Linked DNA regions of Mus musculus: region 2 is linked to region 1. Evidence: chromatin contacts called from ENCODE Hi-C or POLR2A ChIA-PET data. All regions are on one chromosome and are shown on one strand. The core of a region is the stretch at or near the end of the contact, and the rest is flanking DNA. Distances in the headings are between cores, read along the strand shown. Region 1 has its middle 23 kb from the start of 4833407H14Rik. Region 2 overlaps Gm30826 (a long non-coding RNA gene).

Evidence for each region. A loop is a pair of places that touch in the nucleus more often than their neighbours do. ChIA-PET counts read pairs that join two places held with the same protein, here RNA polymerase II (POLR2A).
Region 2: a map of T-helper 17 cell shows a loop between it and region 1 (2.2-fold over the local background). The contact joins two enhancer-like sites. A Hi-C loop is called at or near these places in 5 of 37 maps with a recorded cell type or tissue (T-helper 1 cell, T-helper 17 cell, gastrocnemius and 1 more). POLR2A ChIA-PET finds 5 or more read pairs at or near these places in 3 of 5 experiments (Patski and embryonic stem cell).

What each region holds. Positions count from the first base shown.
Region 1 is chr19:53,435,849-53,439,070 of GRCm38, reverse strand. No RefSeq gene overlaps it. Among named protein-coding and RNA genes, the nearest start is that of 4833407H14Rik, 23 kb to the left of the region's middle. Within about 2 kb of position 1,669, at least 1 of the 3 ENCODE cell types and tissues checked has a DNase peak (open chromatin) inside an H3K27ac peak, as active enhancers do.
Region 2 is chr19:53,487,434-53,490,477 of GRCm38, reverse strand. It overlaps Gm30826 (a long non-coding RNA gene), which reads left to right. Exons shown (of 2, transcript XR_386791.2): 2 at 1,166-1,501. Among named protein-coding and RNA genes, the nearest start is that of Gm30826, 3.7 kb to the left of the region's middle. Within about 2 kb of position 1,708, at least 1 of the 3 ENCODE cell types and tissues checked has a DNase peak (open chromatin) inside an H3K27ac peak, as active enhancers do.

The DNA of each region.
Region 1 (3,222 bases), core at 420-2,919:
CTTCTTGCAGTCTGGGAATGGAACCTAGGGCCCTGCACATCCTCCTTTTACTTCTTGAGTGTTGTGGATTGCAGGCATGGACCACACCCTGCATTCAAGAAGGGTTTGGCTTTCTATCCAGCAAAGCTTACCCCTAACTCTTAACCCCAAGCCTCTAGAATAGAAATGTCAGCCCATTTTCAGTCAGAGGTAGTGAGAGGCTCCAAGGCAGTACACTGAGCCAAGACTGAGCTTAACCTCCAGGCTCTGCCCAGGTATACAGGGGTGTCCCCGTCGCTGTCTGGTTTTTTGTTTGTTTGTTTGTTTGTTTGTTTGTATTTGTTGTTTGTTTGCTTTTCTGCCTCTGGAGCTGGATTCTCTCAAAGCCAGGAACCCAGTACTGCTGATGATAATGAAGATGTAGGGATGACTCCTCCTAGGGTCTCCATGACTGTACACACCCTGCAGGAAGTGGGGCCGGGCAGCAACTGCTGGGGACCTTCCCATATCCTGCCAGAGGAACTTTCTGGTCTCAGAGTAGGTAATGCAGGGAGAACCGTTCCCTGTGCCCCTAACCCCCTGAGGTTTGTGTTCATCCTACTAAATACGTTTATCTGCTCTACAGATCCCTAAAGTGTCCTTCATCTTTGACCAACCAAAGACCCAGCAAGACTCTCAGAGTACTCCTACTCTGAAAGGGGGGCAGGGGTTGATTTCAAAATGTCCAGCCTTGTAAATTACTGTAGTATCTGATGTGATGGGCCAGCATAAGGCCTGCTCCAGCATCCCTCACAGGGTCAAGGCCCAAGGTCACCTGCTCTTCAGTATTCTGAGTCATTGTCTGAGTCCTGGCAGTTGCTGCAGTGGTCCCGGTCCCCCGAGTGTCTCTGCATTGGCTGCATTGGTTCCTACTTAGTGTTGCAGACTCCCAGGCCTCCATTCCACCTGCTCTGATGCAGGCGCAGAATTGGGTGAAGAAGTTGTCAGACCCAAGTCACAAGAGTCAAGGCAGGAACGTGGGTCTGAACACAGTAGAGAGTTACAGGAAGTGTGGAGACAGGCGATCAGAAGCCGGAGGTTGGGACTTCTCGACCCGAATGGTGGATCAAGAAGGAGGAACGCAGGCCGGTCCGATCTGCCCTTCCTGGGGGTGGGGTTGAGGTAGAACCATTTAATGGAGATATTGACCTGTGCACTGAGGAGAAGATGTAATAGGTGGGGTTAGAGGGTAGAACTTCTGTAGGCTGGAAAGGGAACACAGGGCAGTCATAGTGTAGAGAGAAAGAAGGCCCATGAAGGATCCTGATTTGCAGGCTATCCTCTCCCACGCAGATGTCTTAGCACAGGACACAGAGGTGAAAATGGTTTCTGTGTCAGCTGGGCTGAGGGTTGAACTTCACTTTGTAAGGAGGATGTTTATTTAAAACAAATTGCTATGTTTACTCAAAGCTTGGAGCTGTGGGCCCTCAGTGAGGAATTATCAGTGAAAGCCGGGCTATTAATCAATTGTGGGGCCTGGCTTCCCTTCCGGAGAGTGGGAGGGACAGAGGCGAGAGGGAGGAAGGGAGAGTAAGGGCTGTGTGGGAATGACTGCTCTCCGGAGCAGGAAGGTCACAAGGGAAGTGACCTTGAGGTGGTGCCAGGGTCGGGAATGGAGTGGAGGGTAGTGTTCCATGGCGTAGCTGTCATGAGATGACGCTGGCTGGGAATCACACTGTGGGATGCTCCCTAGTCAAGGTCAGGGCTGTCAGAGAGGAAGGACAAGTTTCCTGGACAGACACTGGGATACTGAGTCCTAGGGACAGGAGCTATAATGCTGTCAGGCAACAGAGTTTCTCCAGGCCATATTTCTGGATCTTGCCCAAAACCTCAGCACAAGTATTTTGTAGATATCTGTGCTTGACATGGAGATGAGGGCCACCTGCACCCTTGAACCCCCTTGCTACTCTGCCCCGTGCCTTCCCACGTGCCTTTAGTCTCACTTGGCTAGCCAGGCTGGATGAAGCTGTTGGCCCATTCTATAGGTGAGCAGGCTGGGCAGGTAGGCTAGGCTTTGACAATGCTTGGCTACAGGGCCTCCCCTGGAGGAGTCTCAGAGCTGGGAGAAGAGTTAGACTATAAAAAAGCATGGGCGGAGGAGGACCTGCTCACAAGTGCACCTGGGACTTTGAGCAACTGAGGACACCCACTCTGAAGTAGCCAACAGAAGGTCCTTTTCAATGGACTTGAGCCAGGGCAGAACAGGTTTTCCTAGGAATCTGGACCACAGTTTAGGAAAAATAATACTGTGTGAACTGCAGAAGTGTTAGGTGGGTGGGAGGGAGGATGGTTCATAGATGCATGAAGAAATAGGGTGAGGATGAGTGGATGGATGAAAAACAGATGGATAGATGGATGAATGGATAGATGGAGAAATGGCTGGCTGGCTGGATAGATGAAGAGATGGATGGATGGATGGATGGATGGATGGATGGATGGATGGATGGATAGATGGATGGACTGTGGGATGCTCCCTAGTCAAGGTCAGCCTGTCAGAGAGGAAGGACAAGTTTCCTGGACAGATTGGTGGGTGGATAGATGATGGATGGATGGATGGATGAAGAAATGGATGGATAGAGAGATGACAGATTGATGGATGAGCAGATGGGTGGGTGGATGAATAAATGGATTGGTAGGTGGATGGGTAGATGGATGATGGATGGATTGATGGATGGATGGATGGATGGATGATTGGATGGATAGAGAAACAGATGGATAGATGGCTGAAAGGATGGATAGACAGGTAGATGTATGAAAGAGTGAGTGAGTGAGTGAGTGAGTGAGTGAGTGAGTGAGTAAGTAGATAGGTAGATGGATGGATGGCTGTGTGGATGGATGTTTGGTTGAATATGTTCTAGTTTCATTTCTGTTGCTGTGATAAAATACCCTGACCCCCCCCCCCCAAAAAAAAGCCCAGCATAGACTAAAGGGGTTTATTATTTCAGCTTTCAGTTCCAGGTTAAGGTCTACCACTAGGGAGGAAGTCAAGGCAAGTTCTTCAAAAAACTAGTCATACCATATCTACAGTCAATAGCAGGGAGAGAATACATGCATTCATGCTGCTTGCTTGCACTCAGTTTCTTCACTCTTATGCATCTCAGAGCACCTGCCTAGGGAATGATGCCTCCCACAGTAGGCTGGGTCTTCCCATATCAATTAACTTAATGAAAACAGCCCACCATAGCCATGCCCACAGGTCAACCC
Region 2 (3,044 bases), core at 459-2,958, 51 kb before region 1:
AGGTCAGCCTGGGCTATTGTGAAAGCCCATCTCAAAACACCAAATTAAAACAACAAAAGTTACTCGCTCTTGAACTAGTGTGTCCCATGGCTTGGAACAAGACCAGGATGCTCGGTGAGAGTTCCTAATAGGAAGCAGAGATGCCACAGGTCCATGTCAGTGCCTGGCTTCCCTTCCTCCCCCGGCTCCAGGGTCAGGGCTGAGCTATACTTTGCCCTTATGAACTTTGGCTGCTTATTGAGGGCCAGGCTCTTCCCTCAACCAGATTTTTAGAAGAATCTCAGAAAATGACATCTTCTCATAGGGAGTGTGGATGACCCAGACTCCAGTCCATGTTGTCTTAGTCTCTTTCCAGGTTTTCCTGTCATTCTGCCACCCCATGGCTGCCATTCCTAAATGCAGTGTGAATCACTCAGGCTTGCCAACTGTAGTCTTAAACCAGTAACAACAGCTATAGCATAAATCACACAAGGGCAAATATTTTTGTCAAATTTTTAAACCAATATAACCCCAGTATCCTGAATCAGGGATTGGCACATTGCTGGCATTTGCTAAGTATTTGGTAAATAAAATGTTTACTATGAATGCTTTTCAAATGTTTTAAAAGGTGTGTGTGTGTGTGTGTGTGTGTGTGTGTGTGTGTGTGTGTGTGTGTGTGTGTAAGAGAGCAGGAGAGACCGAGGGGGTGGGGGGTTACATGTGCCGCCACACGATTACAGAAGCCATACGATCCTCCTACAGAGGCAGTTTTCTCTTTCCATCTTTGCACTGGTTCCAGTGATAAACTCCGGCTGTCAGGATTACGGTGCCTTCGATTGCTGAGCCATCTTGCCGGTCTGCTTTGGAAGTGTTAATTCATCGCATCCTTACAACATCATGCAATAGGCAATTGCCTCGCTTCGTGGAAAAACAGAACCACGGAGAAACAAAGTAATCGACCTCAAATCCAAGACCTATCAAAGGGAGGTTCTAGACCTGAGTGTTTGGTCACCGACCTCTTGTCTCGACATCAGTGTCACGCTGTAGCTGTCACTAGCTTTGGGACAGAGGAGGAGGGCTTTGTTGAAGATATAACATGGAGCCTGGGGCATGCAGCCAAGAGTTCTGTCACTGTTGGGTCATTCGGGGCTTTGTTGAAGATCTTCATATCAATTTCTCTCCCCAGGCCATAATGCCTTGAAGACGAAGAGGGAAGCCATGGGAGACAATATGTGTCAATCGCCAAAACGAAACGATTTGGGATGACAGGAAGGAGTCAAGGGTTATCAGCAGAAAGAAGAATCCAGAGTCTGGATGACTGAGCTTGAGTCCTCGCCTCTATCCCTCTCTAGCTGTGTGACCCTAGGCAAGTTGTTCAACCTTCTAGGCCTCAGTTTTGTCATGTGTTAAATGGGGATAATAGTAGCTTCTGCCAGATGGGATGGTTATAGGGGTTAAATGAGATAATGCTAGCTCAGTGCTTGCTGTATACCACGGGTTTCATAACAGCCATTACGCTGCTAGTACGATGCTGGTGTGACTTCTGTTTGTCATGTATCTGGTGTGTAACCGAAGCACCCTATTAGCTCTCCCGCGGGCTACAGCAGTGGTTTGTTGGCAGGTGCCTGAAGCAGGTGTGACCCGCTCCTGCCCATCTGTCAGGGTGAATCCTCTGCAGCTTCCGGTCAGAGCCTACAACCTACTTATTAGGTTAATTAGATGCAACACTTCTCCAAAGATGTTATGACTCCAGTGCCAGGGCCAGTGTCTGAAGAGGGCTACAGCTTGCCAGGGAATTGGGCAATGGCAGATTCTCACCAGCCTCTGGTTGAAGCAAACCAAGCAGTGGCAGGTGGAGGAGACATCTCTGTCCTCTGGGATAGCTGGCTGCCTCCCTCCTAGGGTCTAGTCTGGGTGAGGCTGCTGGGCAAAATGCAGAATTCCTTGATACATTAGGATTTCAGACAAACGTAGAATAATTATAAGTATGCCCTAAATATTATACAGAACATGTTTACTCTAGAAAATATTCAATGTGTATCTGGAGTTCAAATCTAATAACTTATTTGTTTTCCTTTTAAATCTGATATTCTTATATCTGGGGGTTTGTAGGAAAGAAAGACAGGGTTGGGTTGGGGTCGGGAAGGAGAGGCCCAGATTTTCAAAGGACCAGGAACAGGACCTGGAGCCAGTGCTACTGGGTCTGACTGGCCCTCCCTGGGCCCTGGCACTGGGCTCTCGGGGCCCCTTGGGTCGGAGGTGAGATTGCATGGGGGACCTGTTAGAGCCTCTCTCTCAGGGGGAGGCCTTCCAGGAGGGGCAGGGCACTACTGCCAACTCCATGTTGGCACTTCATGAGCTCCCTGGGGCCCAGGCCCCCTTCCTGGTTAACATCCTGGATGGGAGGCCCAAGAACAACAACGCCTTCCCCCAGGCACTGTGGCAGTCCCAAGAGAACCTTGGCAGGCATCAACCTCTCAGGTGAACTGCCCCTGGGACTTGGAAGACCAGCCCTGTGCTCCAGAGGGACCTTGAGAAGGTTCAGGGTCTCTCCAAGGCCACACTGTGCTGGAGAAAGGACCTGGATCGTGGATGACACCCCAGCATCTCACTGCCATTCATCCCTCGCTGGATCTCTCAGGAGAGGCACAGCCATGTCCTGTGCAACTGGCAAACAAACCTCTCAAACTCAACAGGTTCCAAACTCTGGCTGTCTTTTTCCTCCTTCCATATATTTTCATAGCCTGATATCTTGCCCCCACATACCTGACTGGGCAAAGAGACACCCAAGCGCCATGCAGGAAATAGATCTGGTAGTATAACCTCGATGAGACCACAGCCTGGCTGGACTAAACAACAGAAGTGTGTGTCATCAGCTTCAGGATGCTGAAAGTCCCAGGTCAGTGTATTAGCAAGAAGGCCTCTCCTAAGTCCTCCTGTCTTGGCTTTTGACAGCTTCTTTTATGGTGCATCCCGATGGTGCTCTCTCTGCATGTCCGTATCCTTAGTGTCCTCTGTATCCAAACTTCTACCTACGAGAACACAAGCTGAACTGGGTGAGAGAC